Linked DNA regions of Homo sapiens: region 1 is linked to region 2. A link is a loop called in an ENCODE intact Hi-C map of the cell type or tissue named here. Cell type or tissue: heart left ventricle. All regions are shown on one strand. Each heading gives the region's core, and the rest is flanking DNA. Links, peaks and the distances in the headings are about the cores only. Region 1 holds the start of LOC124902606 (a long non-coding RNA gene). Region 2 has its middle 29 kb from the start of MOB2.

Region 1 (5,363 bases), core at 163-5,162, 180 kb before region 2:
AGGGGCTGAGTTCTGCAGTAGGAGTGGGGCCCCACAGCAGGAAGCAAGCTGAATATACACAGAGACTGTTAGGACCATGCAATGGCACGGGTGGCCACAGCCACCAAGAGAGCCAGACCGGGGCCAGCAGTGCAGCAGGAGCTGCACCAAGGAGCTGCCCTGTCGAGGAGAAGTCTAGAAACTACAGCCAAGGACTGGCCCTGAATATCTCATTCCGGAAGCAATTCCAAGGGAAGCCCAGCCTTGGCTGCTCAGCAAAGGTGACTCAGAGCAGCGGTCCATCCTGCCATGCACAGACTAGCAGCCCTCTCTGGGCAGAGGGACTTCAGGATGCACCAAATTCATGCACTTGGTTCAAGCAGTTTCAGAAATTTGCAGTCTGCTTGCTCTCTCTCCCAGATGAGCTTTAGGCAAAGATGTTCTTTTGAGGCACCAGATATGTCCTCTCCTTGCTCATGGTCAAGGTGGCTGAGAGCTGCTGCCGGGTACTGAAGCCCTTGACCACATGGGCACTGCTCATGGGACGTCCTCGAAGCTGTCCCTGAAGGACGTCCCTGGAGAGCCGCCAGGGAGCCTGTCCACCTCCTACCTGGCTCGGCCAGCCCCAATTTCAGCGCACAGGGTTCCTCCACCTCTCAGTTCTCATGAATGATGCTGCAATGAACATGCAACATGGGTGTGCAAATATCTCCTCAAGACCCTGCCTTCAACTCGATGTCATTCCTTTTTATGGCCGGATAATATTCCGTTGGATGGATGCAGCCCATGTTTCATCAGTTGATGGACATGTAGGTTAATTTCACATCGGGGTATTATTAATAATGCTGCTATGAACATTTGTGGACAGGTTTTTAATGTGGACACACTTTCAGTTCTCTTGGGCATATATGTGGGAGCAGAATTGCTGGGTCATGTGACAACTCTGTGTAACGTTTGGAACAACTGCCCGACTGTTTTCCACGGTGTCCGCACCATGTTACATTCCCTCCAGCGATGAATGAAGTTTCCAATTTCTCCACATCCCCACCAACACTTGCTGTTTTCCAGTTAAACAAAATTATTAATAGAGATTGTAGCCACCCTAGTGGGTGCATTTCCCTGAGGGCTACTTATGTGGAGCATGTTTTTGTGTTGATCAGTCATTTGTGCATCAGCTTGGAGAAATGTCTACTCATATCCTTTGCTTTTTTTTTGACAGAGTCTCACACTGTCACCCAGGCTGGAGTGCAGTGGTGCGATCTCAGCTCACTGCAAGCTCCGCCTCCCGGGTTCACGCCATTCTCCTGCCTCAGCCTCCCAAATAGCTGGGACTACAGGCGCCCGCCACCATGTGTGGCTAATTTTTTTTGTATTTTTAGTAGAGACAGGGTTTCACCGTGTTAGCCAGGATGGTCTCGATCTCCTGACCTCATGATTCGCCCGCCTCAGCCTCCCAAAGTGCTGGGATTGCAGGCGTGAGCCGCTGCGCCTGGCCCCTTTGCCATTTTTTAATTGAGCTGCTTGTCTTTTCGTTGTCAAGTTGCAATTGTTCTTTGTGTAATATAACCCCCTTTATATATGCCAGATACAAGTCTCTTATAGACAAGTGATTTGCAAATATGTTCTCCCATTTTGCAGATTGTTTTTTGGTTTTCTTGATGGTGTCCTTTGAAGCACAAAATTTGTTGATTTTGAGGAATTCAGTTTATCTATCTTTTTCTTTTGTTTCTGTGCTTTTTGGGTCATATCTAAGTAAACCAAGCTCAAAAAGATTCACCCCATGTCTTCTCAGTGATTTATAGTTTGAATTTCTACATCTAGGTCTTTAACCCACTTTAAACTAATTGTTCTATGTGGTATGAGGCACCTGTCTCTTCCTAGAGACCACTGCACTCCACCTGTCCCTGAGAATGACTCCTGACTCCACTGCATACGAGTCCCTCTCCCCCACCTTCTACCTGGAAAACTCCTATTCATCCCATCAAGACCCAGCCCTGGGTTGCTCCTGGGTGGCTTTTTTCACTCTCCTTGGCAGCTTTAACTGCTGCCTGGGATGTGGGCTCAGGGCCAGTGCCCTGGAGGGCCCCTGTCATAGCCCTTCTCACCAGCACTGAGATTGGTCACCTCCGAGTCTGGTGGGCCCGGGGCCCCCATGCAGGTGCACACAAGTGCTGCTGAGTGACTGGTGATCATACAGCCAACATTCGCGGTGACATTCATGCACCGGGGACTTCACAATTCCCCGGACTCGTCATAAGGGCTGCTCGGCCCCATCTTACAAATGGGGAAACTGAGCCTGGGGGGTTCAGTAACTTGCTGAGTTCACACAAACAGTGAGTGGATGGCTGGATGAGTTTGTAAAAGGAAGGTCGATTCTGCATGATGAAGCTAAATTGGAGCCCAAAATTCTCTCTTCCGGCCCCCAGTAGAATATTATGGGTGCACCCAAAGGAATGTAAAAAGACCAGATGCCCAGGACACGGGGCGGTGCCTGATGAAACAGCTGCATTAGAGAGTGACTTTGCAACTCTGGAGAGAAGCCACTGAAACCCAGCGCTCCTATAAATAGCAGCTCTTGCAAAGCATCGGGTGTGAATTTTCGTGGTGTTGGCAAATTCAGAGATTGAGAAATCCAGAGACGTTCATGTTCCCGGAGAAAGGAGTGGGGTGGGGAGGGAGGTCGCAAGCAATGCCATCTTCAGGAACAAAACTCCTGCATAACGAAGCCCAGGTTTCTGTGTTTTCGTGGGTGTTCCCGGGCACCTTCGGGCAGGTGGCCCCAGGCGATGTTGTGTGTCTCTCCTGGCTGTGGACGAATGGACGCCTGGGGTGAGGCTGGGCCAGGGACCTGGGGCTTGTGGGTGTCGGCTCCCATCCCGGGGTCCTCCCCCGCCGTCCTCCCCCCTCCCCCGCCCTCTCTCCCACCCTCCTCCCTCCTCCCACCTCCCCTGCCCTCTCCCACCGGCGTGCACCCCCCCGCCCCGCTGCTCACCGCCCACCACTCCCCAGAGGCCGCTTGCTTCCCCGTCTTTGGCCCTGGGCCCCCAGTACCGCCCCGTGCCCCCCTCACTTCTCCCCCGGAAGCGCATCCGTCAGGGAAACCGTCCTAAGACCGTCCGCACTCGCTTCAGAGCCGCTGCAAACGGCCGTCAATCCGTCATTCAGACGCGAAGACAAAGCGTCCCTGGCTCAGCCCTGAGAAGCAGCGGGACGGCGGCGCGTTCCTGAGTTCCCGCCACGCGGGCGCCCGGCGAGGGCGGGGCGGGGCGGGGCGGGCGGGGGGGCGGGGCGTGGAGGGCGGGGGGGCGGGGCGTGGAGGGCGGGGGGCGGGGCGTGGAGGGCGGGGGCGGGGCGTGGGGGCGGGGGCGGGGCGTGGGGGCGGGGCGTGGAGGGCGGGGGGGCGGGGCGTGGAGGGCGGGGGGCGGGGGGATGGGGACAAGGTAGGGGTCGTGGGGCGCTGGGCTCACCCCAGGCCCTCAGGTGTCTCGAGATGGCCCGGGCTCCGAGCGCTCCCGGCGCTTACGCTAGAGCCTCCTCCTGTGCGAAACGCGTCCGTGCCCAGGCGCGGGGACCCTGCAGGGCTGTGGGTTCGCGCTGCCGCTGATCCTGCGTCTTCCCCCCTCCCAGGCCCCGCGTCCAGCCCGCCCCGCCCGCGGTGGGAGACGCGCCCTCCAGGTGCGGATGAGACGCGCGGACAGCGGGATGGAGAAGGTGAGACCTGTCCGGCCCCCGCCTCGCGCTCCCGCTTCTCCAGGAAGAGGTGTCGCCGCCGCCCGGGGGTCCCCGTCCCTCCCTAGCCCGATCCCCCGGAGCCGCGGCCCCACCACCGCCTGGCACTCCCGGGAGCGCGCGGCCTCGGAGCCCCCAGCCCCGCACAGCCCCTTGTCCCCGGCTGGGAATGGCGCCTCGCACGGGGTCCCTCGGAGGCCGCGAGGCTCCGCTCGGCGTGTTCGGAAGCCACCCCCAGCTCCCCCGGCAGCTTGGAGCCTCAGAAACGCGGGGCAGAGACGCGACACGGAGCCGCCTGGCACTGAGACTCCCCAGTGGCTGCGCCGCCTTCCCGGGGGCCCGAGGCGGGGGCGGGGGGCGCGCTCGCTTCTTCCCCTCGCGGGGGTCTTCCCAGCCCACCGGCCACGGCCGCTCCGTTCCAAGCGCGCTTTTCATTCCGCGTCATCTTATCTGACAAACGTTAAAAAGAGGGAGGGTGGGAGGCCCCGAAGTCCCACCCGAGTCCCCGCGGGGCCGCTGCCCCCTGGAAGTCCCCGCGGCCATATGGCGGCTCCGTGGAGGGCGCGGTCCTGTCCCCGGAGCCACCGCGGGGAGGGACCCCAGGGCCTGGGGGGCGCCTCCGGGGGACAGAGGCGGCCACGGAGGGGCTCCCGGGACACTCGCGAAATTCAGATTCACGGGGCAACCGGCTTCAGACCTCCTCACTCCCTTCTTCACCAGAGCCGCCCCTCCCAGGTTCACCTGCCAGCCCCTGAGTCTCCTCTGCCAATCTCTCTTCTCCTCCTGGTCTCTCTCTGTCTCTTCTTTGTCTCTCCGTCTCTATCTCTTTATCTTTTGTCTCTCTCTATTTCTGTCTCTCTGTGTCTCTCTCATCTCTGCCTCTATCTCTCATTACTCTTGTTTCTCTCTATCTCTTTCTGTCTCTCTCTGTTCTCTGTCTCTCTCTGTTCTCTGTCTCTCTCTGTTTTCTGTCTCTGTTCTCCGTATCTCTCTGTCCTTTCTCTGTCTCTCCCCTGGGCCTGGGCCCCTCCACCCCTTCACCCCACGTGCTGCTCATCTCTGTCTCTCTTGTCCTTTTCCGGGCCCTGGCCTCTTCCCCAGCTCAGCCTGCAGGAGGCCCGTCTCCTGCACCCCTCCCCGTCCTCCATCCTTTCTGGTCCCCCATCTCCTCCACCTCTCTGCATCCTCCATCTGCTGGTCCTCCAGAGACCCCCTTTCAGTTCCTCGCCCCTGTTCCAGGTGTGATATGGTTTGGCTCTGGGTCCCCACCCAAATCTCAGGTTGAATTGTAATCCCCATAATCCCCACGTGTCAATCTCGGGACCAGGTGGAGGTGACTGGATCATGCGGTCGGGTCCCCCATGCTGTTCCCGTGATAACGAGTGAGTATCCCCGTGGGGCCTTCTCCCTCCGTTCAGCACACATTCTCTGTCCTGCCACCCTGTGAAGAGGTGTCTTCCGCCATGATTGTAAGTTTCCTGAGGCCTCCCCAGCCATGCAGAACTGCGAGTCAATTAAACCTCTTTCTTTATAAATTACCCAGTCTTGGGTTTTCTTGATAGCAGCGTGAGAATGGGCTCATACAAGGTGTGTCCCAGGCTGGAGGTTGTCCAAGTCCCGGAGGCATCCCCAGCACCAAGACTCCGGTCGTGATC
Region 2 (5,363 bases), core at 155-5,154:
ATTAGGGGTGGGGCTGGGAGGTGGGGCCTGGTGGGGGGTGATTAGGGATGCGGGATGCTCTGCCCTAGGAATGGATTAATGTGATTCTGAAAGGGCTTGGGGCTGTGAGTTCCACCTCTTGCCCTTCCACCTCTCCCCACGAGGTGACACTGCACAAAGGCTCTTGCCAGACATGGGACCCTCCATCTTGGAATTCCAAACCTCCAAACTGTAAGAAATAAACCTCTGTTCTCTGTAAACCACTCAGTCTCAGGTATTGTTTCAGCGGCACAAACAGACGAAGGGGTTTTGTTTTGCTTTGTTCTTCTCTCTGGAAGTTGTAAAAATATGCTCTTTATCCCTGGTGTCTTCTGGTGTCGCCTTTTCATTCACTGCATTGGACACTGTGTGAGCCCATTTCATCTGTGAATTCATTTCTGGACAACTGTGGCGTTCCTTTGGTGATTTCCTCCCTTCTGTTTCCTGCTCTTCCTGGAACTCCTACCAAGCTACAGTGACCCCTGCCTGATGCTCGGTTTCCGTACCTTTGTGCTCCTGGTGTCCATGCCTGATACCCGCCCTGCGCAGTCGGCCTGCTGGGAAGGGCGCGCAGCACCATCTCCCACACCTCACTGGCTGTCCGATCCTCCTCTCTCAGGCACTCTTTGCTGTGCACCGGACGCTCCTTTCTGTACAAGTCTGCTCTTGCTACGTGGTCTTTACAACTCTGAGGAGACCCACGAACGCTATGCTTTACTCTTTGGTTTGGGCTGGCTTCCTGCTTTTTCATCTGCTTTGGTCTATCTGGTGACCCCTGCCCCCTCACATCACATGTGGCAGGAGGCACTGCAAAGCTCACTGATGGCTCTAGGTGCACGGAGGGGGCTTCGCTGGGGGAGTCTGGCTGTATTCAACACCTTTCCAGCATCACAGGAAACGACTTACCAGATTGAAGGGACTCACCCAGCATCCACGTCATTGAATGCAGAGGCCACATCAGGGAACACACTGACATTTCAGAACACTAAGGGACATGGGTGGCCCCTCCTCCCCACTCCCAGTGCCCAAGGGTTTTTTCTCTTGGCTGAGGAGACTCCCATTCTCTGCTGGAGGGTGGACCTCAGCTGCTGGGGTCCTGAGGACCCGGTGTGGGAGGGGCAGAAGGGGACCTCCCTGGTGGATGTGGAAAGCTGTCAAGGCTTCATGTGCAGGATGATGCCCTCCACTACGCCTGGGTCTCAGCGGACAGTGCTATGATCCCACGTGCTCGGACTAATCCTCCAGACACAGATCAGACATGAATGGGGTGTCCAGCTGCTTCTAAACACACCTCCAGCCTCCAGACCAGCTCTGCTGTCTTCAGCTCCACCATCCAAGGGGCTCCCAGACTCCATGGGAGCCATCCACAGTTTCTCAGTGAAAACACTTCCCCTGCTGGTCAGATTTCAGCTTTCCTGAGTTTGCGTTCATTCCACCCGACCCTCAGCTTTCCAACTTCCAAAATGTGTCTGCTCTCGTCTCCTCTGCACTCTCTGCTCCTGCAGATTTCTGCCTCTCCGAAACTCCCTGGGCGCTTATCCAAGTGGGGTCGAGAAGCAGGGCCAGCACAGAGGCTCACTGGTGCTCATCAGCCAGAGCCCTGTCTCTCTGCTCTTCAGCATCCTAGTGGGACGGGAGCACCCAGGGAACACAAGTGCACCATGACGCGGAGCCCTTCATCACCGCAGGCCACGGCGCTTGTCCTTCCCAGAGGCCCCCAACCACAGCTGCTGAGCGACACCCACACCGCTTCTCTCTTCACACAGCGGACTGATGAGGAGTCCCGCCAAGCAGGAGCTCTGAGCCACAGCACAGAGTGTGCTGGCCCAAGTCCACGCCTGCATGCAAGCTCAGCCATGCGTCTAATGGCAATAACCGTGGAATGAGCTCGTGAGGTTCGGAGAGTCCCACCCCGACGGGGAGAGCCACAGGGAGCCCCAATCTCGGCAGTGACCGGCTCCAGGTCCCCACGTACCGTGAGAGTGGGGACAGCGGTGGACAGCAGCCCTTGAGCAGGGCACAACCTTCAGAGAGACCTCGACAAGTGAACACTTAAACCAAGGTCGACCCTGGGGGAAACGCAGACCTCCTCCCAGTGCCCCCTTCAGAAAAGGTACTCAAACACTGGCTCCCATCATGAGCTGGGCACGGAACCAGGCATGGGTACTACCTGCCTCCAGGGCTTGGAGCTCGGGAGGGGAACCAATCCCGGGCCCTCGACCTGGGAGGTGCCAGAAGGCCCTCACACAAGACTCCAGCACTAGGGTGGGGAGGTTAAAGTAAACAGGACAGAGGGGTTCAACTAAGACAATACCTTTGCTCACGGTCAGAGGCGAAGGCACTGATGCCAGCCGGCGCCGACTCAGGTGAGCACACAAGCTCTCCCGCCGCGGCTGCACCACATGCCTGATAAAGGGACAGCCCTGGATGTCTAGTTCCTCAGGCACGTGTGCACACATGTGTGCTGCGTAGCACTGGCACCCCATTCCTGTTCTGCCCCAGGTAGCTGGTGCATTCCCCGGTGCTCACCGGCTCGACCCCCCAGCAACACGAGAGACCTCACAGAGGGAGTCACACTAACGTGGTCGGGGCTCCAGAGCGAAACCCCAACCACTATGCTCACAGCCAGGACCGAGCAGGCTGGGCCAACGGCAGTCCCTGCCCAGCGCCCGGCTCCCTCCGAGTGGCCAGCAGCGCCCTCTGGTGGAGACTGGCTCGGCCTCCGCGGCACTGCATTCCCACGGCAGTGGTCCATCTAGTCCCCAAGTCCTAGAGGAGGCCCCTCTCTCTCCCTCAGCCCTGGCAGGGTCCTTGGCGCCCATTCTCCACACCTGCACTCCTTGGCCCTCCAGGAATTACCGGCCTCAGGGGCGCTCCTGGAAGCAGAGAAGGGGATCTGCCTGGACCTTCCTCAGAGGCACAGCCTTCACAGAGGCACGAGGGGCTTTGGAGCAGAGGAGGCTGCCACTTATCAGCCAGACGGCCTGGGCTCAATTCCCAGCTGCAGGGCCCTGGCCAGTGACATCACCTCTCTGCATTTTCCCACCTATAAAATGGGAATGCTGACCTCCAGCATGTCCTGAGCAGGTAGAAGATTGTGGCCCTCCCCGGGGAATCCAACACCAGCCCCTGGACACCCCTGGATGCTCCTGGGCATGGCAAGACCAGCAAAGTCACCTCCCAGCTGCCCAAAAGGAGTGTCCACACCAACAGGGGCAGCAGTGACCCGAGTGCTTCTGAACACACCATTTGGGCAATCATCTTCAAAATTAACAGAACCAAGGTGACGAGAAAAAAGGCACTTCTATGGCAAGCTCTGCTCCGAGTGGCCATGAAGAAGCTGAATCTTCTAGCTGTGCAAACAGAAGGTGCCAAGTACTGGCTGCTTTCTAGGTCTCTCTAGGTCTGACTGTCATCCCCCTCCTATCAGCCCCAGGGCAGTACCCAAAACACCCACTGCTCAGCGGTGGCCACATGAATCAGAAGCACGGCATCCTGAGGCCATGGTAAGCAAATCACAGGAGACGGCTGGTAATGAGGACACGAAATATGCTCGGCCTCACCAATAAACAGAGCAGCCTGATGCATGTGAAACCACATGCCGCTGATGGAGTGGGGGGCAGGGAAAGACTGGCACCCGCCCTGTAGGGGAAGGGGACAGTTAGACAGTGGTGAAACCTCCACATGCCACTGATGGAGCGGGGGGCAGGGAAAGAGTGGCACCTGCCCTGTAGGGGAAGGGGACACTTAGACAGTGGTGAAACCTATCAGGCCAGAGGGGGAACGGGTGCCCGTTCTTAGACACAAGCAAGGGAGAGACGAGCCAGTGCGGGCCCTGCTGCTTGAGCACTGCACGGTGGGGTGGAGTGGACCGCCACAAACAGGCAGAAAGGAGAGAGAAATCGGAGTCCAGTCCTGTTTGCAGCAGGGCTGCGTTCAAATGCAGAGCCTGCAGGGGATGCCGTTAGGCAGGATCCAGAACAGAGGAGGAACCCATTTTTGTTTCAGACAAAGAAAGGAAGACAGGCATGTCCCGGTCTAGCACACAGGCCCCTGTGGGGAGGGATGGAGGCTTCAGTGCTACTTTTCACCACTGTAAGGTGAAGCATGTGACTTTACTTTTATAGTCTCTCTTCCAACGATGAAGAAAAACATTACATAAACCAAAAAATAAAACACAGAGCCACAACAAGCCCCCCCAGGACAGTTGGGCCAGTGCCCAGCCTCTGTGGCCCCCGTTCCAGGACGACCCCAGGCTCACTGGAGAGGATGCAAAGGGCAGAGAGTGCCCAGGGGCCAGGCTGCCCGGCCCCACCTCCCCGGCCAGCAGCACTCTCCGGCCCTCCAGAGCCACAATGGGTACACGCTACCCTCATGTGCCGGCTCCACCCCCTCACCTTCTGGGGGTTCAACCCCCTGCCTCTCCTTCTCCACCACCCTCCGCCATGCCACAAACAGCTCTGGCTGAGGCCACCCTCAGCTGGCCGTGTCCTCAATTCCCATCCCTGTAACACAGGGCAGGCACCTGTGGAGGCTGATCATGGCCTCCCCTGCAGCCACCCGTCACAGCTCCTTCCAGCTCCTTCTCTCTCGCACCAGCTCTTCCTGTTGTCACCGCTACCCCCACCTCTGGCTCCCCCAGGCAGCACGCTCAGGGTATACCAGACAGCTCACCTCCAGTTCACTGTGTCCAGAGATGTCTGACACAGGTACCGTGTCTGCCTCTGAGAGGCGCCCCCAACGCCTGCCATCTCTCCACAGACGATGCCCCACCACAACTGCTCAGGGACTCCCGGCCGCCATCTCCACCACCTCCCTCCCCAGAGTGAGGCTTGTCAATTCCCTCCGTTATCGGCCAGAGCACCCTGGAAGGGGGTCGAGCACAGCTGGGCCAGACGCAACTCCCACCTCTCAGTTCTTCAGGCAGGCTCCTATCACTTTGTCCCTCCATTTTGCCACCTACATAACAGGGTCACGGTAAGCGCCCTGCAGGGTGTGGCGGTGAGCAGGGGGACAGTCGGAACTCCAGGGCTGGTCACGGCAGCACCTGTGCCAGCACTGTGCCCACTGTGACTCTGCCTGATGTCACAGCTATAGGCCTAACTAGCCACATAACCACAGAGAAAGGAGGTGGCTGAGAAACAAGGGTCTGGGGACAGTAGGAAGATGCTGCCTGCTCTGACAGACACCCCCCACCCCACCCGCTGCCCCGATGGAGCCCACTTGGCCATATTTGACAACCCCAGACAGGATGCAGAGGGACACTGCCCTCCATGACTCACCTCAAAGAGCTCACTTGGAAGGGGAAAGGAAGGGCCATGAAAGGGTGAAACGCAATGGCTTCT

The links. A loop is a pair of places that touch in the nucleus more often than their neighbours do. Peaks named below come from ENCODE experiments on the same cell type or tissue, not always from the same donor. Only the 100,000 strongest peaks of a DNase experiment are listed, where the experiment ranks them.
Region 1: it touches region 2 in a loop (3-fold over the local background); 6 of 110 quality-filtered maps call a loop at or near these places.

The regions. Positions count from the first base shown.
Region 1 is chr11:1,333,456-1,338,818 of GRCh38, forward strand. It overlaps LOC124902606 (a long non-coding RNA gene), which reads right to left and starts at 3,242. Exons shown (of 2, transcript XR_007062545.1): 1 at 3,050-3,242; 2 at 1-2,785. In heart left ventricle, for the core only: no CTCF peak of the experiment used is centred there; DNase peaks (open chromatin) are centred at 3,176, 3,802 and 3,836; H3K4me3 peaks cover 1,769 bases; H3K27ac peaks cover 228 bases.
Region 2 is chr11:1,512,963-1,518,325 of GRCh38, forward strand. No RefSeq gene overlaps it. Among named protein-coding and RNA genes, the nearest start is that of MOB2, 29 kb to the left of the region's middle. RefSeq lists enhancers at 101-602, 603-1,102 and a silencer at 2,604-2,793. In heart left ventricle, for the core only: CTCF peaks have their summits at 2,723 (motif pointing left) and 2,957; DNase peaks (open chromatin) are centred at 1,739, 2,709 and 4,369.